Linked DNA regions of Homo sapiens: region 1 is linked to region 2. The links are chromatin loops, found by intact Hi-C in ENCODE. Cell type or tissue: dorsolateral prefrontal cortex. All regions are shown on one strand.

The links. Peaks named below come from ENCODE experiments on the same cell type or tissue, not always from the same donor. Only the 100,000 strongest peaks of a DNase experiment are listed, where the experiment ranks them.
Region 1: it touches region 2 in a loop (4-fold over the local background); 1 of 110 quality-filtered maps calls a loop at or near these places.

What each region holds. Positions count from the first base shown.
Region 1 is chr9:126,387,550-126,395,549 of GRCh38, reverse strand. MVB12B (multivesicular body subunit 12B) reads right to left here. Exons shown (of 10, transcript NM_033446.3): 5 at 3,355-3,484. Among named protein-coding and RNA genes, the nearest start is that of NRON, 19 kb to the left of the region's middle. In dorsolateral prefrontal cortex, no CTCF peak of the experiment used is centred here; no DNase peak of the experiment used is centred here; H3K27ac peaks cover 7,777 bases.
Region 2 is chr9:125,956,518-125,964,517 of GRCh38, reverse strand. It overlaps PBX3 (PBX homeobox 3), which reads right to left. Exons shown (of 9, transcript NM_006195.6): 6 at 3,669-3,834; 7 at 2,304-2,416; 8 at 1,417-1,506. Among named protein-coding and RNA genes, the nearest start is that of PBX3, 210 kb to the right of the region's middle. In dorsolateral prefrontal cortex, a CTCF peak has its summit at 4,104; a DNase peak (open chromatin) is centred at 3,217; H3K4me3 peaks cover 1,564 bases; H3K27ac peaks cover 773 bases.

The DNA.
Region 1 (8,000 bases), 430 kb before region 2:
TGGCTCTGGTTAGCACAAAGCATTTACCTGAGTGACAAAGCAAACCAATTCATTTAAAAGAGTCATGGCCTCAAACACCAGGGAATCAATTCTTGCCCTCCACGTGAAATGGGTTCCACCGTCTCCTTTGTGCTCTGGGTGTCATAGTTCACACGAGGGTGACCCGTTCCATCTAGGCAGGCCTTCGGGACAAGGCCGCCTGCATCACCCTTCCCAAGCTTGCCTTCCTACTCCAACTGGTACTTTCCTTGCTTCTCCAAACTTCTTTTTGTTTTGCCATTTCCTTGTGGAGTGTGACGTGATAATCCACATCAAGTCCTTTGTGCAATTAGGAGAGACAGATAGGGAGATGCTGGTTTTTAACCATGAGAAGAATTAGCCCCCTACTCTATAACACACTCCAATCTCAGGATACAGCCTCTTGCAGCTGGGTGTCACCTGCCGTTGGACTCATTCTCAGGGTCAGTTTGGGAGTCATCTTCAAACTACAAAACTCGAGGCCCCATGAACCACACAACTAGGAGTGGACACCAAGGGGCCTCCCAGACGCCGCATAAGCTCTCCTGTGACCTCCCTCGCAGTCACCACAGCCCCGCCCCCTACTACACCACACACTCGTGAGTGCTGAGGAGACAGCCACGCTCCTAGGAATAGTGACGGGATCATTTTCACCATATTCAGTTTCCAACTTCCCAGTTGCCCACAGAACTGCATCTTTGGGACCTGATGTAGAGGAATATAATCTCTTCAAAAAATGGAAAATGACTTATTCTGTGGGAACCCCTAATAAGCTTCTCAGAACACCCCAGGAACCATGTAAAACCACAATCCTGTCTTCTTAGATGAGTGATTCCAATGAACTGCACTGATTTCTCCACCTCTGGGCCGTGGCCTCCAGCTGCCAGGCTTTGGAGGTGCTGTTTGCAATGTGAGGTTTCTATCTTCCCCAACTGACAATCCCAAACCCTTGCAAAGTAACATGTAGAACTGTGCCCGCTTTTAAGAATAAGTGACTTAGAGTTCTGAATACTGAATTCTCTTTCCTTGCTTAAAAATAACACTGGAATTGTCTTCCTCTGGAAAAGAACTGTTGCCCCAAGATGAAATAAAACTATAGCAATATTTCCAAAGTGACATAAAGGAAAAAAGCCTTTGGTTTTATCAAGGTACATACTGGTACATATCTATTCCTTAAAATTTTTAAATTGGTTAAAAATGGAATCTTTTTACAACAGGATAGTTTGTAGTTAAAGATACACATAGCAACTGAAATTAGATTTAAAAGTTCATTACTAAATTGCTGGTTTCTGCCATTTGTATGTAAATGGGTGCTTCTGAGGTGCCTGAAGTATGTTTATTCTAACTATTTCCTACTCCTGTAGTCCTGTTTACATAATTAGTGTAAACCGTGTTGCAAAACGGGATTTTTGAGTGTGTAGGAAGGGAATGATCACAGAGTCCTTCTTAACCACATGATCTTGACACAGAGCATTCAGATGCCAGAGCTGAACACCCACCGAGGTGAAACTCTGCATTTCTGTGGTACCTGCTCCCTGCATGCTTCAAGCAAATGCCACGAGGGCTCATCTGCTGTCTCACCGGGTCTAGGCTATCAGAAAGGCCCTGGCTGATACAAAGGCGGCTCTGGGCTCAAATGAACAAGAGTAAAGCAGAGTACAGGCCTGAGCCAGGAGGCTGGCCTCAGAAGCCGAGGAGGACAGGGTGCCTCTGGGAGCCCACAGGGAAACACATGGCCCCTGCCAGCCCTGGCCAGGGAAGACGCACATGGCTGAGGGGGCTGTAAACCATCTGCCACACCGAGTAAAGTGCACACCTGGATTTCAGTTGACTGAAGACAGTGAACATCTATTTCCTTCTGGACAGCTGGCATCCACTCACCCCCTTTCTGACTTTTGACTGCCCCTCCATATTTTAGGAGCAGCACCAGTCGTGGTTTGTCCTTGAGTTCCAATGGAGCTGATCCTACTTCCTGCTCAGGCCTGGTCAATGGAAGAATTTTCCAGAAAACAGTGACAAGCCCAGGGTGCACATGACCCTACCTAGATCAATCAAGACCAATGAGACTAAATTCTAGAACTTCTTTTGAACTGTCAGGAACACAAACTTGCTCTTGGCCTCTGGACTTGAACCTGGATGAAAAGCAGGTGGAGCTACTGTAGCACCAGGCCTCCTCGAGGGGGAAACATGTCAGAACAGAGCCCAGCACCGGAGCCAGGGGGAGACAGGGAAACCAGAACCCAGTGCCGGCCTTCAAGCTTCCGCTTCCAGGCATGCCAGTCCTGCCTCCCCAACTCCTCTGTGATGCCAGCCAATAAATTATTCCTTTTGCTCAAGCCAAACTGGGTTGGGTTTCCTGTCACTTACAATCAACAGAGCCCTAAGTGAAACCCTGGGATTTCACTGTAGTAAGTATTTATGGAGCTGCAACAGAGCCAGGCCCATGCTCAGTGCTGAGGCTGCTGGAGGAACAAGACACAAACGGGCCCAGGCCTCAGCAGTTCTCTGCTTACTGGGGAATTATCATGCAGCTGTGTAATATTTATGTTTCTTCCTGACTTGGAGCCCTCCACTGACTTTCTAGCGTGCTTGGAATAAACTCCAGGCCATGTCCTAGGAGGTCCTGCCAACCCTCGCCCTTGTCCCAACATTGTCCCTGGCTCTTCCAGCTGCACAGGGCTGTGTTCTGCTCCCAGAACGTGCCATGCTCATTCCCACTTCTCTCCTTCTGCTTCTGCTCTGCCTCAAAGACTATGCCTTCACATCTGTGCATGGCTGGTTTCCTGACATTCAGGTCTCTGCTCAAGTGTCACCTTCCTGACCCCCTCACGGAAGAGGCCCCCACTCCATCATTGTGTTTCACTTTCTTCACTGTCTGGAATTATCTCATTTATTTTCTTGTTTATTGCTCGTCTGTCCCTTTTAGAACATCAGCTCTGTGACAGCACGGCCTTTGCCTCACTTATATCCACATCCAGTGGCCTTGGCCCCGTGGTACAAAATAGGTCCCTGTGACCTTTCCTAGGGTGAATAACGAGTGTGAAGAGCTGAGGCCAGTGGCATCACAGGGTGTCGGGGAAGGACCCAGAGGAGCTTCAAGGCTGAATGCGCAGAAGGGCAGGGGAGGAAAGGCCCTAAGGTGGAGTCAGCAGTGCGAGCCGAGGCTCAGAGAGACCGCAGCTGAGCAGGAAGGGCAGCGAGGAGCACTGGGCTGACAGAGGCCCATGGCTGAGAGCCTGGGGGGCTGCATGGAAATCTCTTGGACCTCATTGCCTGGAGTGGCCTGAGTGCTCTCAGGGAAGAGAAGCAGCTGACAGTCCTGTTATTAAGACTCACCCAATAAACGTGTACTGAGGCGGGGCCTGCTTGGTCCGGCCCATGATCCGAATGTCACAAATCGCAGCTTCCGTTGAATCCCGTGGAATAAATTTAATGCACAGCCTCTTCTTCCTAAAAGCCACTTCCTCTGAAGGAAAGGACAATAGAAAAGGTATGAGTTTTCCAGAGATACCAGAATCTCTATTCTGAAAACCACATCCCCTGTCACGCCCTATTCCTGGCAGCAGAAGTGGCAGGTCACCTAAGCTGCTGGACAGAAGGGCTGCGCTCTGCCGCCTGCCTTCCCCGGGGCTGCAGTCACCCTGCTCTGCATGTGGGACCCAACCCAGACACCCCCTGCTGAGAAGGGGACCACACACCCTGCAGTAAATCTGGGTGGCTTCTAAGAGCCGCAACCACAATCTGCTCACTGCTCAGCCATCAGAAACCTGCACACTGACGCCCTGAGCATTAACACATTTCACCACACGGACTTCTTTTCTTTTTATTACAGAAATCTTCAAACATACCCCAAAGCAGAGAGAACAGTGGAATGAATCCACGTGTTCCCGTCACCCAGTGTCAATGCTGTGCACAATGGACAAGCTGGTTTCCTCTCCTCCCACCCCTGCAGTTTTGCTGGATATTTAAAATGAATCCCTGACGACACTACGTTATGTCACCATCAATACCTCAGTAGGCATCCAGGACACTGTTCTTTAAAGACCACCATGCCATCACCATTCCTAACAAAACGAACAGAATTCCTGAGTATCATCCAACAGAGAGTCTACATCCACGTTTTCTCCAGTCTGTCTGCATCTGGATCCCCAGGATGCTGAAACACTGCCTCTGGGTGTCAGGCCTCCCAGATCATTTGACTCTGGAACAACCACTCCTGTTCCCTTTTCTTCAGGGCACTAACAGGTTGGAGAAATCGGGTCACTCCCCTGTGCCTCCTGTAGGCTGGCAGAGCTAAAGCCTCGATTAGACTCAGGTTAGGTTTTTTAGGCATGCACGCCGTCCGGGGTACACGTAAGTCTAGGCTGTCATATAGTGAGGCCCAGAGTCTGGCTGGGCCATTCTTGCTGAGCTCTGCTGGCGTCGGCCCAGGACCTCGGTCACACAGTTCCCCAACTGCCATCCTCTGAGCACTTTCTCACCCTCTGATGACTGTTGCTAAGATCCATGTTTTATTAAAGGTTCACAATGGTGATTTTTGAACTCTGTCATTCCTTCTGCTCTTTTTTTTTTTTTTTTTTGAGATGGAGTCTCACTCTGTCACCCAGGCTGGAGTGCAGTGGCATGATCTTGGCTCACTGCAACCTCCACCTCCGGGGTTCAAGTGATTCTCCTGCCCCAGCCTCCTGAGTAGCTGAGATGCGTGTTACCATGCCTGGCTCATTTTTGTATTTTTAGTAGAGATGGTGTTTCACCATGTTGGTCAGGCTGGTCTTGAACTCCTGACCTCGTGATCCACCCTCCTTGGCCTCCCAAAGTGCTGGGGTTACAGGCGTGAGCCACCGCGCCTGGCCTCCTTCTGCATTTTTTAGCTAGAATCCTTCTATATGTAAAAAATAACTTTCCTTCATCAACTATTTGGTCTCCCTGAAATAAGTTTTGTATAGGAAAAAAAGGATAAGCACGTGATTCTTTTCTCTTACTTATCAAGCCTTAGAGTAAGGAGTTGGTGCTCTAGCAACCTCCAGTGCTGACCAACGGGAGGTGTGTGTTTGTTTGTGCTTTTAAACCTGAGTTTCAACCAACTGCGGCCATTTAATACACGAGTCAGACAGATCTGGGTTGAAATCCCAACACCAACATTTCCTGGCACTGTGACCTCAGGCAAGTTACTTAATTTCTCTGAGTCTTGGTAAACTGTAAAAGGGAGTTAATGAAACCCACCCCACAGGGATGTGGGTTGGATGCACTGTGCCAACACATATGATCCACTTAGCCCAGTGCCTGGCACACAGTAAGTGCTCAGTAAAGAACAGCTGTGTGGGATCTTACCGTCATTATTGACAAGTAAGCCTCTAGCATGTAATTTATGCCTGTGCTTGGTATTGGGTTTCAAGACCTTGCAATTCTGTGGCAGGAAGTAAGACATTCAACAGCACATTCAAATTGAGGAACAGAATGAGGGGAAGTACAGTCCTGCCCAGGGTTTCTTATAGGGGCCGGGAGTGGGGAGGGGGACAAGAAAATCAGTGGAATTGTTTTGTTATTATATTTTGAGGGGGGTAGGGTTGTTTTTTAAAGAGTCAGATAACTGTGGGTTCCTCAGGCACAGAAACTGAGGGCTAGAGCAGATCTACGAGCAGAGAGAAACAACGTTCTGAATCCAGACCCTAAACATTGCTAAACATCTAGGAAATGATCCTAGAACTGGAAATGAAGAGGCCCCTGCTGCCCACCCTCCTGTGTGACAAGACCCAACCTCAGGGTCCACACTTGGGACAGCAACCTGGGGAGTTGGGGGCGCTGCTCATGGCAACTCTGCAACTTCAAAGATTATCAGCTGATCAGATCGGCCTTAGAAAGCACGAAGAAGAGAGACCTTTACACAAAGAAAACTAACGCCGGGTGTTTCACTTGCTGTTGCCACGCTGCTCTTGGCTCCATTCTTCCGTCTGCAGCAAACTCGGGGTTAAGAGATGGAGCCACTGATTACACATGCTTAAGCAGGCCTAATTTTAAGTAAACATATTATACATAGTCAATAGAAATGTGTTCAGTCATGCTAATGAACACAGAGAAAGTACACAGCACTTTACTAAAACAAACATCTTCCAGTTTTTCAGTGCTATATGGATTACAGCAAACCATATTTTCAATGAATTACAGGAGTCTCCTGTTTTTGGCTGACTGTATAAAATCAGGGTCTTGAATACTCTCAGATGATACAGAGCTGATCATAAGGCTTATGTGGCCAGCTTGGGCTCCTCTGTTCCCTGGGTGAAAAGCTCCAGGAAATGTTGCTAGAACCAGAAATGAAGAGACCCCCTGCTGCCCACCCTCCTGTGTGACAAGGCACCTGGCATTGGGCCCAGGACCGATCTCAGAGTCCACACTTGGGACAGCAACCTGTGTACTCCCAGTCACAAGGGAGAAACTTCCCAACCAGGACCCCTGGGCCCCACAGCAGCTGGGCCCCAAGCCCAGACAGGACAGAGCCTCAGTGAACTGGTCCAACTAACCTAGAGGAAAATGCAGAATGGAAAACCCATTGTGGCTCCACAGCACATCAATATAAAAACATTCGAAGTCAACTGACTGTCAAAAAACGAACACCAATGCAAATTTTAAAACTGTGAAAAACACAGGGGAAAAGGAGGAAAGTGATCCAAGTCTTGGAGAAAACTGTAGATCCTAAGCAGAGGAGATAATACAAATGGCCAACAAGCACAGAAAAAGATGCTAAACATCATTTGCCATCAGAGAAGGGCAAACAGAAAGCACAAGGAGATTCCATTTCACACCCACTAAGATGACTAGAATCAAAAAGACAGACAATAACAAATTGCTGGTGAAGATGTGGAGGAATTGGAATCTAAGGACACTGCTGGTGGGAATAAAAAACAGTGCAGCTCCTTTGAAACATCATTTGATAGTTCCTCAAAAATACCAAGTTACCATATGACCCAGCAATTCCATGACTAGGTAGATACCCAACAGAAACGAAAACATAAGCCCAACAAAAACTTGTACATGAATGTTCATAGCAGCCTCATTCCTAACAGCCAAAAAGTACAAACAACTCAGATATCCATCAGTTGAATGGATAACCAAAATGTGGTATATCCATATAATGTTATATTATTTGGTGATAAGAAGGAATGAAGTAATGATCTATCCTACAACGTGGGCCAACCTTGAAAACAGTATGCTAAGTGAGAGAAGCTGGTCACAAAAGACCACACGCTGTATGATTCCATTTATATGAGATGTCCAGAATAGGCAAATCTACATAGAAAGTAGATCAGTGGTTGCCTAGGGCTGGCGGGGAGTGGGGAGGTGAGGGTTGGAGAGCAATAAGAGAGTGATTGCTAAGGGGTACAGGGGTGATATCCTGAAAATGGGTTTTGGGGGTGATATAATGTGCCATAATGGTTGCCAACTCTGCATTTACTAAAAGCCACTGAACTGTGCATGTTAAATAGGTGAATTGCACGGTATGTGAGTTATAGCTTAATTTTTTAAAACTCTGTACATTAATATAAAACATATCTGTAAAAGGTGCTTATACACATGCTCTTCCAGTGTGCCGCCGTGGTTAAAAGTGTGGCTGGAGTAAGACGTATGTGAGCATTCTAGTTATTCCTCCACTTCCAGATGCATGACCTTGGCTAAGTTCTTTAATCCCTAAGGAGTGAGTGTGCTTCATTTTTCTCATATCTGAAATGGGTATAATAATGTCCATCTCTAAAGAGGGGTCTTCTGAAGATTAAATGAAATCAGGGAGGTAAAGCATTTATCACAGGGGTGAACATACAGTAAATGCATACTAAATATCAGCTGTTATGATTATCAGGTAATACATAAAATAATAAATGACAAAAAGCAATCCAATGTTGAAATGTGAAGAGACCATCAGGAAAATAAAAATATGCTATACAACGGGGTCTGCTGGTTTCATGAAAATAACAGCAGGGGATCTGCGT
Region 2 (8,000 bases):
AAAAAGCTATGGTGGTATTGTTTTAAAGCCTCTGTTTTGCCAGGTTGGCTAATGACATGCCCATGTGTGTTCGGTGGACTCTCAGAAATCCTCTTCTCTAAAAGGTAAGCTGTTTCCCCCCTCAGGTATGAAAATCTACTTAGGAAAAGAAAAACTCTCACACAGATACAAGTCTAAAGATATTCCATCTGAAGTAAACATCATTCCTCTTTTATCCAAATTTATAAACAACAAATGTACAATATTTTTACCCAGCATGGCAGCTGGAGGAGAGGTTGTCAGCAAGCATTCTTTTTTTTCAAAATAAATTAATCCTTACTCTGGTGGTTTGAGATTATGCACTGTATTATACAACAGCGCCTTATCAAGCCTCATCAGTGAAGATGGAATTCATGTCTGTAAAATGCTGCAGGCAATCACAGTTTCATATTTTATCATGTTGATAAGGATATCGCACATTCTCTGAAGCATTTCAAAACACTTAAATGAAAAAGGAGAAATGCAACTAAAAGGCTTTTTATATGGTTTGTTGTGGGTTATTATGAGTTATTTATAAGCCCAAAAAGAAAGATTTGACATTTCAAATGTAAAAGATTTGAGTATTTAATGGTCCTTTTTTCCCTTTACAATTGAACATCCTCAATCACTTTTTAAATCATTAATATTTACTCTCGTAGCAAGCCAAGGCCCTAAAAAGGAAGAATTTTGCCCATTTTCTTCCTGAGTCTACTACCGTGAGCTGGGCAGTTAATTTCCTTCCTAAGTCTAGAACCCCAGACTCCATCCACCACACCCCGCAGCACCACCACGATGACCTGCTCCCCTGCCCCCTTCCCCCTTTTCCAGAGCTGTGTGTTTTGCCATTTTCCATCCATGTCAGTGGAGGGAAAGGTAAAGTTGTAGTGAAGTAGTTACAAAAGTTAAAATTATTTCCTCCATAATTAAAATTGTCAAATATGTTGTGCATCCCACATTGACAATACAGCAAGATGCTTTTAATAACACAATTATTTGTTTAGCTTGGTTTGCTGGTCTGCCTGGGATTCTCCAAACTTACCACCTTCACCTGAGTTCTGTTTGGGAATTTTTCCCGCTGCCTGGTTCTAAGATAAATGACCTGTTTTCTACCGTCTCCCTGGAGCACAGCACTGATGGTAGGAAATGGCGTCTTAATGGGCTGATGCTTAAGTCCCTGCTGATGACAGGACACCAGCCATTTCTGGGCATCTATGAGGACTTCTAAGGGTATCTAGACGGCATCAAGCATTTAGGTTCTTAAAATAAAAGTGCAGCAAAGACGCTGCCTTCCCTACCTGCCAAGAAGATGAGAAGCCAGGTCAAATGGCTATTAATTTCTTTATTAGTCACTGTTTACCTGACACTGTTCTCCTACAGCTGACTCCCCAGAGTACTCACATTTAAATTATGTGGACTGTACAGTGAATTTCCTCCAAGGCCATCACTGTAGCCTCCCGTCTGATTGATAACATGACGGAGGGTATCCACCTAGAAGTGAGACAAAACAAAATTCATCATCCCAAATCTATTAAAACGTCATCACTTACAAAAGGAAATAATTTGAATTATGTGTGCCACAAGGGTTTAACATCTTCAATGAAAGACAAATTTATCAATCAAATGTGACTGGCAGAATTTCAACCATTCTTTGCATATTTAAACTCACAAATCTTTGTTTTTCATGCCAGCCAAACAATAACATCTTCATGGCAATGCAACTTTCCATCTACAGCAACCAAATGGATGTGGCTGTGGGTGAAAGCCTACTTAGAATTGTGTATATGGAATTATCTCAACTCTCTTTCTCTCACTTTCTCTATGTCTCATACACATACATCTAGATGTATAAAAACTATATGAATAGTTCTGTTCTCAAATAAGAGGACAAGAAAAGAGTAGAAATTATAGAGTTATAATTTAAGAACTCAGGTTTTTGTACTCTGACTTGAGAAATGAAACAGCAACATGTTCTTAAACCATATACACACTGGCACACTCAATTTTTCTGTTCTATTTTGTGACAAAAGTAAGATGCACCCAACCCCTCTCCATGAGCTCAAGCCAGAGCCGAATGCATTCACAAAGTTTATCAGGTTTGAATCATCACAAGTCACTGTTCACTTGACTTCTCATTAAATTAAATGGTGGGGCAGATGGGTCCTGGTTGGAAGCACCCAGCACAGGTTCTGCATGGATGTGTAGACCACTTCCATGGGGTCAGAGGAAGGAGTTTTGAGCCCAAACCCTACCCTGCTAGAAAGGCCCCACTGGGGCATTTCTCCTACCTGTGATTGCACATTGGCTCCGACTTGGGACCCTTGGTAAGAATCCCCATTCAGACTCTGCATGTTCATGAACATGTCCCCAGAATTTGGGAGGTTAAAAGAACCAGAAGAACCTGGAAAGGAAAGAGTTAAGTAGCTGAATAACAGAGAGCTACACACATAATCCTCAAAGACCTAGAGGCAGGGAGATGAGAAAAAGTACAGAAGGGAAAGGCTGTGCACAACATAAAGCATTTCCAGATCTAAGAGGATGGAGAGTAACTCCAGAGAGTTGGGTCCTGTGAGTCACTCCACATCTAGGAGAAGTCCCATCAGTGGGGAAGCCCAAACTTAAAAAACAAAAGCAAAAACAAAGAGACAAATCAAAATAAATTAAAAAGAAAAAATAAACCAAAACACCCAGCAGCTGGCCTGGACCCTTCCCCTTGTTTCCACTCATCTCCAGGATTTAGTCATTACACGAGCTTGTCAACATGGCTGTCACAGTGGACAGCCACCCAGAGAAGAGACTTTTCCAGGAGCTCTTTCTTCGCTATGCATATACCTCCCTCTCCTTTCATCTGTTTTTATGTGCCATTAAAAAGAACTGGGGGGTGAGGAGACAAGACAAAACAAACAAAAACCCCCCTACTTTCTGAACTTCTAAAGATATAGCTAAGAGACCTTCTCAGAAACGCCCCTGGAATTGCTACTGAAGTCCATCTGTTTGGACTAGCTGCACATCTTTCATTGTTATTCAAGTTCCCTGAAATTTTAAAGTATTTCTAACCCCCTCACAAACGTCACATAAAATGCAGCCAAAATGTACCGGACGAGGATCCAAGAATCTTGCATGCATGTATTAAGCACCATAACCCTCACAGCTAGCCACCTGCTGAGCATGCCGTCAGCCCCGCTCAGACAGTGCTGCTGAAAGGCAGAGAAAGGACAGCGGTGCTGGGCAGAAAGCACTGCTGCACTTCCCTCCAGCATTCCAGCTTCCTCACACACAGCAACTGCTGCATTTCCCACTTCTGCTATTTCACTCTCCACAGACCACTACTGACCCTAAAGTGGTATCTGGAAAGAAATAGCTAAAATAGTCATGAGCGATAGCACTCTGCCTAATTACTGAACTGAAAGCCACTACTAATTGTAAAACTTCCATAATCTACTAGTGAGTGGCATTCACTGTGAAGAGTGGGTTTACAGGCTCTGACCTTCCACTCATTCACCCATCTCAAGAACAAGCCTGCATTTGAACATAAATCTTCCTTTTTAAGTCCACTCTGTCCTCAGTATGGCTCTTGTTTCCTGGCCTGTGGGACAGGGCATTGTGGCATAAGGCTGCCTGGGCCAGTTGGGGAGCGAGCCCCCAGTACGCACCGGAATTTGGTGTGGTGGGCGAATTGGTCTGGTTGTTCTGCACAGCTGCTGCTACTGCGTGTGCAGCTGTCACGGCCGTCTTTGCAGCATAGAGGTTGGCTTCTTCCTGAAACTTGCCAATGTTCTTCTTGTACCTGATTCGTTTGTTGCCAAACCAATTGGATACCTACAAATTGCAGGGACATGGAGGTGAAGGGGAAGAGAGGAAGAAGTAATCAAATTCCAATAATACCTGCTGGACACCAAGGCAATACCTTGGGAGACACACAATTCCTAGCCTGCAACCTCACATCCTATGGATCATGCATAATGGTTTTGGGGGTTATTTTCTCTTTTGGCAAAACTCTCACATTCTTTTGGAATAACGCTGCTTTCTTAGAGTTGGCCACAGTAATACCAAAACGGCAGGGAGCGCTGCTCATAAAAGATATCCAACTGCTATATACCGATTAGTATATAAATAGTCAGGCCCCCAAAATCAGGCTGAAAAGCTGAAGGAAATATTTGCTAAGTTAGGTAAATAATAAGAAATACTTGAACATGAACGACTTATTCTTCTTTTTTGGGTCTAGAACAATTTTGGCAGCTGTATAGTAGAATCATGTTTGGTCTGCTGAAAAGAGTAACATCAATTAATAATGGATGAAAAAACCCTTTGTCTTTTGCCTCAGAAAATACTGCATGTCTGCCAAGATGGCTGCTCAAGCTCTGCCAGTTAACATGTGGGAAGGTCACAACTTGAAAACTCAAGTAATTCCAACCAGGTCAAATGTAAACACAGAGGAGCAACTCTAATGTCATCAGGTGGAATATATTTCTTTCTTTTGCAAACTTCTTATGATGTCAGCCGGTGCAAATGGAAGAGAGATTTCTACAAAGGATCTTGGCAATAGGCAGATTTCATCACACGTCAAGGAGAGCAGAGCTCAGCCCCAGAATCATGGCTCAGAGTTACAATGTATTCAGGCACCTGTAATTGAGCTATATAAAGAAGCTAAAAGCCACATGGCAATTTATAAGAAAGTATACCCACACACTATATAAAAGGATCTGACCTCTCTTTTATTAAAGCAACAGTTTAAAAATACTTTTCAATAATTTCTTAATAATCCTGTCAAAGGGGCATATTGCTGTGATATCAGGCTGGGTGGGGTCACTGTTCTACCCTGAAGGTATTATACTTAACAGCTATTCATAGGGGCCCTGAAGAGACGTAAGGAGTAGTATGTAGTTTGAAGCCTTCCAACCCAATTTACACTGTGGGCACCCTTTTTGACCATCTCTGCCAAGTCTTTAATTGGTTTGGAAATAGAATTCCCATTCTTCAACCTATGGCACTCATCCTTCTGGAAGGAGCAGAGAGCCCTGGCAAGGGAGCCATGTGAGGAAGACAACATTGGCCTTGCTGCTGCCCATATGCTGTCCATCCTGGGGATTATGGAGTGCACACATGTGCACATATACACATGCAGGCATACTTGCCGAGGACCCATGCAGCAACCATGAGCATAGGTTCGTCAGACAGAAACAAGCCAAAGCCCATCAGGAAGTAAATGTGCTACAGATCAGCACTTCCTAGCTGTTTCTGTTCTACCATCATTTTTTCCCCCTAGAAGACTGTATGTATCCCTTCTTTTCTTCATATCAAATACAGTAGCTCTAATAACTATCATTTGGTGAATGACCATTATGCAGAGCACCTTGCAGACATTTTCTCATTTTAATGTGAACAATTTCAAGGGCTAGGTGGTAGATGGGAGTGGTTATACTGGCATGACACCAGTCCCAAATCCAATGGCCTTGTCTCTCTGACTAGTCTGACCTCTCAGCAGTGTCTGATACTTGTAATTACCACCCCTCTTGCCTAGAGCAGGCTCTTACATGGTGTATGTGACATTATACTCCTTCTCCTCCAACATCTGCTCTTCCCTGATACATGAGAGAGACAGACAGAGAGAGAGAGAGGAAGACAGTGAGTTTTCTCCAGGACTCAGCTCTTGGCCTTCTTCTCTCTTGCACCTAGAGCAACCTTATCCATATTCAAAATTTCAAATATCCTCTCTGTGTGGATGACTCCCAGATTTATAGTGAGTTCTCATTTTTAAAGAGATTTCCATATAAATGTTCTGCCACAACTTCCAATTCAATGGGTCTAAGAGGAAGTCGGGTGTCCTCTAAGCCTGTGCCACCTCCTCTATATTTTCTTTGTGGTCCTGATCTCTCCATCTCCAGAGATGTGGTACTCACTACCTCACAATATCCCCGCCTCCATTGTTGGATAGTCCTAATGGGTATATAGTTCTCTTTATTCTGAACTACAATCTGGTTCCCTTTCCCTTCCACATATTGGTCCTACTTCCAACATCTAGACTATCACAACATTAGGCCTTCAGGCTCAGCCCCAAGGGACCTCTCCATCCTACTATTAGCCTTCTTGGCCTTCCCTTCCTTGAGCCCCATATGCTCACAGCAGGTGTGCATTATAACTGCATAGGATGTGGCAACAGGAGGAAGTTAGGAGAGTATATAAGCGAGGAAGCCATGAGGGCCTGAGCCAGGCAGAGCAGTAGGAGTGGAGAGGGCACATATTATGGAGGAGGAACAGACAGAATCTGGCCACTGACTAGCTCTGGGGTCAGTGGAGAGGGACAAGCCAGAGACGATGCAGGTGTGGTGCCCAGGCCTTGAGCAGGATGGAGACAGATATTTGGGAGGAATTTCTGCACCAGGACAAATCCTCAGTGACCATTAGAATCCATACCAGAATTATGTGATTCTAAAAACAGAAAAGTTCTAAATCAAGATTGGAAAAGGACTATAAAGGTATGGGTTCTGATTACGCTTCTTAAAGCATGTTCTCTTTGACCTTACCTCATGTTTCCCAATGCATGCTCTCAGCTCAGGAGACAGACCTAGAGTTGGCTTGCAAAAAGCTCTTTTAATACATAATTATCACTCTAGCGTTTCTGACTAAGACTGTCAGGCCTTAGAAAGAGTTAAATATTGAACATATCTATAGTGCAAAGGAGGATAGTCTTGGTTGAGAGGGAATTTGGTATTTCTTAAGCATAATTAATGAAAATTCCCCAACTCTGAATTTAGCAACAAAGGCCCATCTTAGAATTCTCTTCTTCCAAACAATTCTCTGTTGGATTCAGTACTTTGTAGTTAATATTACCTTGACAATCAGAGAAGCTATAATACATTAATGAAACCTAGCCTGGAAAATCAGATTACAGCTTTATTAACAGTTTCATAATTGAGGAATCTCTGTACCATCGAAGGTCTCATCTCTAGATATGTAAGAATCCTCTGTTTATGCATACCCCTGGACCAATCAAACAACAGTCATCACTAATAAAGGTTTATTTAATTCTCACAGTAAAATTTTAATATCACCAGCAGCCTGGGGAAGCTTTAGCAAGTGGATTTGCTTGACATCAGATCGTTTTTATTCTGCTAGTCCCAATACTTCTTAATCTTTAATATCAAGGCAATTAAAATTAATGGCCACTCATCCGAAGCTACTGTGGGCACTGTTTCCTTGACATCAATTGTTTGATGGGATTACCTAGAGGTTAAACTAACAAGCAAGGTTTAATTGGAAGCAATGAAAGAAGCAGTGATCATTCGTTATGTTTAACCTGCATAACCACATCTAAATGAATATCTAAAAATGTTAAACTATTTCTCAAATTAAAATATGCACATCACATTCTGATATTACAGATTTGGGTATTGCAGCAATCAGCTATTAAGACCACACTGCTGCAACTGAGATGGGGTAATTAATGTATCAATCGACACCTAAATTCAGGATTTTTTTTTCACCTTTTAAAAACAGATGGATATAATTAGTTGCAAAAGAAGCCCTAAGCTCACCCAGTAGGAAGCCTCAAAGGCTGCAGGTCATGGGGCCCCTCCTGCACAGAGCTCACAGTGGGGCCAGGCTGCATGCGCAGTGCATGAAGGCGAGCAGAGCTTGCTCCATCTCTGAACTGGAATGGTCTGTACAGTGGTCCCAGAATAGAAAGGCAGGCAGGAAACTGGTGAAGGGAAAGGGACTACGCTGTCCTGTGCCTCTCTGTTGAGCCGCATATCAAGGATTCATGACTCTGGATTGTGCCCAAGGCAAAGGGCCATGGAAGAATTTTAAGATCAATTAAAAATGAGAATAAAAGCACAAGTACTCTCCCTCTTCTACTGATGTTCATTGTTATCAGCCACCAGACCAAGCCTCTGGTGATTAGGGGAATGAGTAGTGCACATTATGCAGTCCGCTGATTTTCTGGAACTTTTCTGCAAGGCCAAGGAGCAGCCTGAAAGGGATCT